2 separate regions of the Homo sapiens genome follow, and region 1 is linked to region 2. A link is a contact called in ENCODE Hi-C or POLR2A ChIA-PET data. All regions are on one chromosome and are shown on one strand. The core of a region is the stretch at or near the end of the contact, and the rest is flanking DNA. Distances in the headings are between cores, read along the strand shown. Region 1 holds the start of ATP5MC1 (ATP synthase membrane subunit c locus 1). Region 2 overlaps KPNB1 (karyopherin subunit beta 1).

Evidence for each region. A loop is a pair of places that touch in the nucleus more often than their neighbours do. ChIA-PET counts read pairs that join two places held with the same protein, here RNA polymerase II (POLR2A). Pooled maps may share reads with other maps.
Region 1: a loop to region 2 is called in a pooled map, with 8 times the contacts of the local background. The contact joins the promoter of ATP5MC1 here to the enhancer-like site in region 2. A Hi-C loop is called at or near these places in 2 of 50 pooled maps. POLR2A ChIA-PET finds 5 or more read pairs at or near these places in 2 of 52 experiments (GM10248 and WTC11).

The regions. Positions count from the first base shown.
Region 1 is chr17:48,890,835-48,895,661 of GRCh38, reverse strand. It overlaps ATP5MC1 (ATP synthase membrane subunit c locus 1), which reads right to left and starts at 2,875. Exons shown (of 5, transcript NM_005175.3): 1 at 2,752-2,875; 2 at 2,206-2,253; 3 at 1,213-1,290; 4 at 328-506; 5 at 1-7. The coding sequence starts at 2,244. LOC105371814 (a long non-coding RNA gene) reads left to right here. Exons shown (of 4, transcript NR_135674.1): 2 at 2,985-3,415. RefSeq lists enhancers at 2,073-2,122, 2,163-2,272, 2,853-2,972, 2,983-3,442, 3,080-4,059.
Region 2 is chr17:47,657,067-47,661,716 of GRCh38, reverse strand. It overlaps KPNB1 (karyopherin subunit beta 1), which reads right to left. Exons shown (of 22, transcript NM_002265.6): 5 at 3,057-3,209; 6 at 539-598. Among named protein-coding and RNA genes, the nearest start is that of KPNB1, 9.5 kb to the right of the region's middle. RefSeq lists an enhancer at 1,410-1,559. Within about 2 kb of position 1,381, at least 7 of the 41 ENCODE cell types and tissues checked have a DNase peak (open chromatin) inside an H3K27ac peak, as active enhancers do.

The DNA of each region.
Region 1 (4,827 bases), core at 1,626-4,125, 1.2 Mb before region 2:
CGGGTTCCTGGGAGGGACAGAGATCATTGCCAGTTGAGGGAGAGGAAGGGGTGAGGGGAGGGGAGGACACAGGAGGGTGAGGTGAATGGGGACTGTTACTCCTGGGAGAGGGCCTAGCCTGCACAGATCCTGGGGATTTGGATGGACAAGCAGAGTGGGCCAACCTGGTAAGTTTAAGTGAGCCAGGCTGGATGCATGTTTTCTCTGGAGAAACTATGATGTAGATGAAATCAACCTGAAGGCTCCTGAAGGGAGCTCCTCCAGCTGAGGCTTCCCCAAACGGGGTGGAATTTACAGTGGGAGATGCTGTAGACCACCCAAACTTACCTGGCATAGCCAATGATCAAGCTGCCAAACACGGTTCCAATGCCAGCCCCTGAACCAGCCACACCAACTGTGGCTGCCCCAGCACCAATAAACTTGGCTGCTGTGTCAATGTCCCGGGAGACAACACTGGTCTGGAACTCCCGTCTGGCCACCTGGAGTGGGAAGTTGCTGTAGGAAGGCTAGAAAGAGAAGCAAGGCAGGCGAGATAGCAGAGAGATAGTATGGCATAAGGACAGGTGGCTGACTCTACCTCCTTCACCCCACCCACCTGAGCTCTGAAACTGTTGGCAAACTGCCTGGTAAATGCAGAATACTCTGATTGCAGAGTATGCTGGGAATTAGTCTTAGAGTCTGTTGTCAGACAGCAGACAGGACTAGGGAAATTTCATGGGTTAGGCACACCTCACTTTTATAAGTTTCTTACCTACAAGGCTTACCTTGGGGGACTTAGAACTATTAAAGCATACAGATTCTCCAACTCTCCTCCCACTTTGGTCTAAAGGCAACTTAAGCTGAAGGACCCCTGTCTGGGAACATTCCTTGATTTAAAAAAAATTAATTAATGGGTTTTTATGAGTCAGGGTCTTGCTCTGTCACCCAGTCTGGAGTGCAGTGGCATAGTCACAGCAGTCTCGACCTCTGGGATTAACCAATCCTCTCATCTCAGCCCTGGAGTAACTGGGACTACAGCCACATGCCACCACACATGGCTAATTTTTTTATTTTTTTTGTAGAGATGGGGTTTCACTGTGTTGCCCAGGCTGGTCTTGAACAACTGGGCTCAAGTGATCCTCTCGCCTCAGCCTCTCAAAGAGCTGGGATTACAGGTGTGAGCCACCATCCTGGGCCTTGGGAACATTCCTAAGAGAGCTATTCCTCCCTTACCTGTTTAGATGAATTCACTGGGCTATTCAAGAAGGAGGCAGACACAGGCCTGATTAGACCCCTGGTACAACAGCGGATCTGTAAAATCAGAAAGCCACATCCTACCAAATCAGTCAAGGAAAAAAAATCCTAATTGCTGAGCTGTCAAAAATGACTACAGATTTCATAAACAGAATAAGTTCAATGTATTTCAAGGTCAATTTATTCCTGTTCCTATCAGATAGGCCTGCCCCAGAGACAGCTGTCTCAATAGCTTGATATAGTCAGCAGTGGCAACCTTCACCATTCAAAACCAAACCAAAGTTCACTTCTTTGGGCACAGCTTTAATCAGCTTCTCAGAATGGAACAAGAACCCACACTAATACCAAAGCAGGTACAGGAAAGGTTTATACCCAGATCACCAAGTAATCAGATGGGGGAAATTTTATTCTGCTAAAATACACTCACAGCTACACACCCTAAATGGAGTGGGCCAGTCAGCCCCGGAAACCGACTGGAATAGCCATCCAAGGAGAGCCATCTGTAACATGGCTTTTTTGAAATAATTTTTAGTGCAGTGGTTCTCAAACTTGGCTGCACGGTGGAATCATCTGGAGAAGTCTTAAAAGATACAGATGCCTGGGTTCCACCCCCATTCCCAAAGTCTGATGCAAATGGTCTAAGGTGCAGCCTAGGCATCAGGATTTTAAAAAGTTCCCTGGATGATTCTAACGTGCAGCCACTGTTGAAAACCACTGTTTTAGTGGGCTGTCTCTATGGCCAGGACAGACTGGGGATAAAAATCAAATCCAGACTCTCTGACCACATTCCAAAGCCAAGATAGCTTGGTTCACAGGCCCAGATAAACAGGGGTTACCTTCATCACATCCTACAGCCACCTCAAAGAGCCTACATCATCAGGACGCCAAGCTCCCCTGGGTTCATTCATTAAACACTGATGGCGTCCACACCATACACCTGGTACTACAGAGCACTGCGGCGCGGCACCTTACCAGAGCTGGAGAAATGAATAATGCCCCGGCGGTCTGCATTTTTTCAGTCTGCAGAGGGGGAAAAAATAGTAATAATAATCCCACTGAGACCCTGGTTGTTTGCTTATAATGACGACCTTTGGTCGTCCCCTTCACCCCCGTCCGTCCTCCCTAGACCACGCTCTTCCTTGCACCGTGCCCCAGCTGAGGAGGGCATTAGAGGTCAGAGGGACAGAGCAGTGGGTCTTCAAAGCAAAGTCATGGAGATCGGAAGTCAAGGAAATGTGCCCAAGCCCCAGGAAGGAAATGTTGCGAAAGGGAATGGTCTCTCGGGAAGACTGGAGGCGGATACTGGGCAGGTGTCGCGCAGGATCCTGCCCATCTTACACAGCAGTCCCCGACCCGCCCCAGCCGAGGCAGTCAATCGTTCATTACCGTTGGTAATTAACATTCATTGATAAGGCCATATCTAGATTGCCATAGCCTCTCCCAGCACTGGGGGGAAATACCCCTCCACACTGCCCAGCCCACAACCCTGCCTATTGCTGGCTCCCGGCCCCAAGTCACCTGCACTCCTACTACCCTGCAACCCCTGCTTGGCCCACAGCGCTCGCCCGGCTCAAGGTGACAGACTCACCTCCCAGCTTTAGCCCTTGGTCTCAGCGCTCAGCTTCCCCCACCCACGTGTCCTGGACCTTCTCCATTCTCATTGGCCGTAATATCCCCGCGTCCCCATTGGTTGACGTCATCGATTCCCCACTCTTATTGGCTTTCCGCAGCTGCTTCCTCTCCCTCCACAGGAGCTTCGTGGCAATTCCCGCCTCCATGCGGATAGAGGCGGGGCTTTCCTACGAGATCTGGATTACGATTGGCCGATCCCTGAAACGCTCGACCATAGAGTTGGCGGGACTCAGAGGTTCCATAACCTCGCGCACAAGATGGCGACCAAGGTGTACGCTGAAGAAAAAGGCGTGGGAGAGATGACGGGACGTGTGACGCAGTCAGACACATGACTTTGGCCCCGAGCCTTCATTCGGGCGCTTGGGCCACGGGGCGCGTTGCATGTTGGGATTGGTAGTTGCGCTGAGGGGGGGGGCCCAAGGACAGCTGAGATCCCGCGAGATATTCTAGGCCGGGAGAGCCGATGCCTTTGCAGTAATTCCCACCGTGGAGGTTTGTGGAAAGACCGCTTTCCATGGAGAGTAAAGGCCGGCTGGAAAGTCCCCAAGCGGTGAGCGCAGTTTTGTGGACCTCAGCCGGTGTTCAGCAGTCATGGACTATCATCCAGATGGCTTTCTAAAACATTTGTTGGGCCGGGTGCAGTGGCTCACGCCTGTAATCCCAGCACTTTGGGAGGCCGAGGCGGGCGGATCACCTGAGGTCAGGAGTTCGAGATCAGCCTGACCAGCATGGTGAAACCCCGTCTCTACTAAGAATACAAAAATTAGCCGGGCATGGTGGTGGCGCGTGCCTGTAATCCCAGCTACTTGGGAGGCTGAGGCAGGAGAATCGCTTGAACCCGGGAGGCCGAGGTTGCAGGGAGCCGAGATCGCGCCACTGCACTCCAGCCTGGGCAACTGAGCAGGATTCCGTCTCGGGGGAAAAAACAAACAAAAAAATTGTTTATTTTGTAAAAACAACACTGAAAGAATGAAATAATATCCCTATAGAAAAACGAGCAAAGGATAGGAACAGGCAATTCAGTAAGGAAGAAATATGAATTGCAGGAACGAATGTCAGCCTTCCTAATCAAAGAAATATAAGTTTAAACGCTCCGCTTAGTACTGCTCAAAACAGCAGAGTTCTTTTTATTAATGTGAGCCACACGCTCTCCTATATTGCTGGTGAGAGGATGAATTAGAAAACCTTCCTTGAAAGCAGTTTGGCAATATTTATTTTTATTCAAAGGCTGTGAATGGGCCATCCTCTTTGACCCAGTAATTCTTGAGTAACTAAGAGCCTTTAAGCTCTCCATCCACTTTTCATCCAGTAATATCACTTCTAGGAATTTATTTTGAAGAATCAGAAATGCAGATTCTTTTAAAAAGATGTGCATTTGCAGAGTTTGTCGAAATTGGAAACAAGTAAATGTTCCACTGACAGTAAAAGGTGAAATAAGTTATGATATTTTCACTTGATGAAATAAGCAGAAATAAAACAGGAAATAAAATCATGTGTTTTTTTTGAGACGGAGTCTCGCTCTGTTGCCAAGCTGGAGTGCAGCGGCGCTATCTCGGCTCACTGCAAGCTCCGCCTCCCGGGTTCACGCCATTCTCCTGCCTCAGCCTCCGGAGTAGCTGGGACTATAGGCGCCCGCCACCACGCCCGGCTAATTTTTTGTATTTTTAGTAGAGACGGGGTTTCACCGTGTTAGCCGGGATGGTCTCGATCTCCTGACCTCGTGATCCGCCCGCCTCAGCCTCCCAAAGTGTTGGGATTACAGGCGTGAGCCAGCGCGCCCGGCCATGTTTTTGAAGAATATTTTATTTTTATTATTATTATTTTTTGAGACGGAGTCTCACTCTGTTTCACACACTGTAGTGCGGTGGTGCGGTCTCTGCTCACTGCAACCTTTGCCTCCCCGGTTCAAGCAATTCTCCTGCCTCAGCCTCCCAAGTAGCTGGGATTACAGGCGCGCACCAC
Region 2 (4,650 bases), core at 132-2,631:
GGCCTCCCAAATTGCTGGGATTATAGTGTGAGCCACCACACTGGCACCTTAAACCTTTTTTAAGAGGATGGCAACTTCCATGACAATTCTTCCCTCTTCTCTAATGTTTTTATTAATTATCATTATTATTTTTTGAGATGGAGTCTGTTTGCAGTGGCATGATCTTGGCTCACTGCAACCTCCACCTCCCAGGTTCAAGCGATTCTTGTACCTCAGCCTCCCCAGCAGCTGGGACTACAGGCACGTGCCACCACACCCAGCTAATTTTTTTTTATTTTTAGTAGAGACAGGGTTTCACCATGTTGGCCAGACTGGTATGAAACTCCTAACCTCAGGTGAACTGCCTGCCATGGCCTCCCTAAGTGCTGGGATTACAGGTGTGAGCCACCATGCCCAGCCAGAATATTAATTATTAGTAACAATATTAATCAAACCTTATTGCTGAAGTCAACTGATTCCCAGTATTTCAAACTTATATTAGATTTGACATTTCCTAAGAAAGATGTAAGACAGATTTTTCATATAACCTCACACTTACCCTCGTATCTGGACACTGTGTGGCTTCACAGACCACCTGCATAATAAAGTGCCTTTCAGACTGTAGGAGGAATAAAAATAAAGAGAATTAGGAGAGCATAACCTGTACGTAGGAAGATTTCCAGACTCCCTCTACAAGGAAAACCTCTCACTCCCCCTCAGGGCCCCACACAGCCCTGCCTGGTACAATCAAGCCACTCTCCCTTGAGATGGTACAGCACTATAAAGGCTATAAAGAGTTTACCTTCGGTGTCTGCTATGTGACTTGCCCTCCAATGAGGTCCCTAATCTTTTAATCTCCAAAATGACCACTAACAAAGACTTCAGGGAGGAAACAGAAAAATGTAGGTCACAAGTTTTAAATAAAAATGGTTAAAAGATAAAAATTTACATGTAGGAAAATCAGTTTCCTTATATAAGAGAATTCAAAACATCTGCTTTATTTCAGAGACCAAATTTGTTTTCTGAGAGGTAGCAAATTCACATCAAATGTGGTGAGAAAAGGGAGAATGAACTTTATGTGCTACCCTCCTAAATCTTCCAAAATCTATTAAGGAAAAATCCAGTTTTCTAATCAATTAGAATTGCCATTTGCTCTGGGGTTTCAGACCTTTCCAAAGTCAAGAAATGGTAAAAACCCAGCTGAAGTGTCAACAAACATATATACAGAAATACTTTCAGACCATGACCCTGGCAATTTTACTTGTCGGTATTTACCCTAAAGAACTGAAAGCAGAGTCTCAAAGATACACATGCATGCCCATGTTCATAGCAGCATTACCCACAATAGCCAAAAGGTGGATGCAAACCAAATGGCCATGGATGGAAGACTAGATAAACAAAATGTGGCATATACATATAATGGAATATTAATCACCCTTAAAAAGCCAATTTTGACAAATGCTACCCCTTAGATGAATCTCGAGGACATCATACTAAGTAAAACAAACCAGTCGCAAAAAGACAAATATGATTCCACTTACGTAAGGTATTTCGTTAGAGTAGTAAAATACATAGAAACTGAAAGTAAAATGGTCGTTACCAGTGGCTGAGAAAGGGGGAAATGAGGAGTTGTTGTTCAGTATGTACAGTTTCAGTTTTGCAAGATGAAAAAGTTCTGGAGATTGTTTCCACAGCAATGTGAATCTACTTAACTAACTATACATTTAAAAATGATTTAAGATGGTAAATTTTATGTTATTCATTGCATTTTCAGCCAAAATGTTTACATATATATTATACATACACATACATATACATATATATATATTTTTTTTTTTTGGAGACAGAGTCTTGCACTGTTGCCCAGGCTGAAGTACAGTGGTGAAATCTTGAGCCTTGAACTCCCAGGCTCAAGTGATCCTCCCACCTCAGCTTCCCAAGTAGCTGGGATTACAGGCATGTGCCAAAGCACCTGGCTATATATCCTGTTTCTTAAAAACACCTTCCTAAGGTGGTATGAAACAGACCAATTGCTATAATTTTTATTTATTTCATTTTTCATTATTTTTTTTCCATTATAAGCCCTGTAAACACAAGAGCTCACAAAACTGGTTAACAACTCAGTTGTTCTTCTCCACAGAAATTTTTTTAGAGACAGGGTTTTGTTACGTTGCACAGGCTAGTCTCAAACTCCTGGCTTCAAGTGATCCTCTTGCCTTGGTGGCCCAAAGTGTTGGGATTACTGGATGTGAGCCCCAGCACCCGGCCTCCACAAAATCTTTAGTACAAGGCAAAAGATTCACACAATCTTAAAAGAAACCAAAGTAAACCAACATATATAGTACATACCATAATTTCTTTCTTTTATTTTTTTTATTTTTTATTTTTTTTGAGACAGTCTTGCTCTGTCGCCCAGGCTGGAATACAGTGCTGCAATCTCGGCTCACTGCAACCTCTGCCTCCCAGGTTCAAGTGATTCTCCTGCCTCAGCCTCCTGAGTAGCTGGGATTACAGGCGCACGCCACCACACCCGGCTAATTTTTTTGTATTTTTAGTAGAGATGGGGTTTCACCATGTTCGTCAGGCTGGTCTCAAACTCCTGACCTGATGATCCACCCGCCTCAGCCTCCCAAAGTGCTGGGATTACAGGCTTAAGCCACATCGCCCAGCCTATTCCTTTCTTTTTTTTAAGGGACGATATCTGACTTTGTTGCCCAGGCTGGCCTTGAATAACTGGACTCAAGCAATCCTCCCGCCTTAGCCTCTGAAGTAGCTGGAGTACCAGTATGCACCACCATGCCCTATAATTTAAAAAAACCCAACAACATTCCACACTTTGGACTGCAAAAGGAAAAACCTAAGCTTAGAAACACTTTATTTCCAAAAGCATGATGAGAAACGGCAAACACTCCATGGGGATATCTCACACAATACGAACTCGACTAAACTGGAAACAAATACTTTTAAGTAGGTGGTACTTTCTAAACCATAAACTTAAGAAAACAAAACAAAAAACTTTCATTCAACTCTTTCATCCCTTACTGTCTGAATCTATACCTTATTGTCAAAAAACTTACCTCTTTATCAAAGTTTGCTTTGGTGAACTCCAATGAGTTCAGGAGTGCATTCGTAGCAGCTAGCTTCACATTATTACTAGGCTCTTCTTTCCTCATCCCCTGGATTATGGCAGTCAGAATCTCATTGGATTTATCTTGTAGCTGCTCTGGGTCCTGTAACAAGCAGAGAAGTGCAATGAATATACAGTCAGCCCTCTGCAGCCATGGGTTCCACATCTGTGGATTCAAACAACTATGGATTGAAAATATTTAGAGGAAAAAAAATGGATGGTTGCATCTGTACTGCACCAAAAGGTGCATGTACACCTTTTTTTCTTGTCATCATTCCCTTAATACAGTATACCAACTATTAATATAGCATTTACATTGAATTAGGTATTGTAAGTATTCTAGAGATGATTTAAAGTATATGGGAGGATGTGCATAGGTTATATGCAAATACTACACCATTTTATGTAACAGACTTGAACATCTGAGGATTTTGGTACCTGAGGAGGGTGCTGGAATCAATCCCCTCCAAAAGACTGCCATAAGGAGCTTCACGACAGAAGCAGTCCTTCTTCTGTTCTTAAGAGACAGGGTCTGTATTGCCCAGACTAAAGTGCAGTGGCTATTCACAGGCACTACCACAATGCACTGAACCCTCAAATTCCTGGGTTCAAGTGATCCTCCCACCTCAGCTTCCCAAGCAGCTGGGACTACAGGTGTAAGCCACTGTGCCTGGCTTAATTGGCAGTCCTTTTAACTGTAAAGTTCACTCAAGAAAGTATCATGAATTGGTGATCTTTCCCCACCCGTTTCCATTTGGGAATAACACTGCAAACCACCTGCAAAATGTCTCATGGTACTGGCAATCCAGAACTGAACAAAACCAAGTCAAACTCATCAACTTCATCTTTGACTTCTTAGCATAATGACTCTGGGTATGAGGTAATATTCGCTTTCCTCCCCACTTCTGTGCAAATGGAGATGGCAGTCTGTTCGTATTTTCCAGGCCATCTGTACTCTAAAGTAAAGCTTCAGGGCATTTAAGGGCCAAGGCCAAGGATCGACACCTAGGCACATCTAGGGAGTCTAAGTCTGGGTCAAGTGCTGTGGGCTCCTTTGCTTCATAAAGTCTATATATTAAAATACACACCAAGAGTGGTAACCTCATCAGGAACAACAGTGCTGGGGGGGCTACATCTAAAATACTGTGTCTCCAGTGGCTAAACCAACTACATCAAATGTTGGCAAAACTTTCCGTAATGTTGTAAATGAAAATGCGCCACAACATTCATGGTACATTCGGGATCTTAAGAAAAAAGACTGGGTCAGGGATAATCCAAATGAGAATATCCTCATTTTGTAAGTCTAGAATCTAAGACTCTTCAAACATAGACTTCTGTTTTCAGTTTGCGATCCTCAAGTTTCTTTACTTTAGGGCATGATTAGCAATGTGAAGACACAGGCCTAAGGGAAATAAATCAGTCTCACTTTCAAAACTGTGCAATTTAGCTTGGCTTTCTTCGTGATTCAATAAGGTAGTACTAATATCATTGATGTCACAGCTAGAGGCAATCAGAGGTATATAAACCAGATACATTAGGCAAGC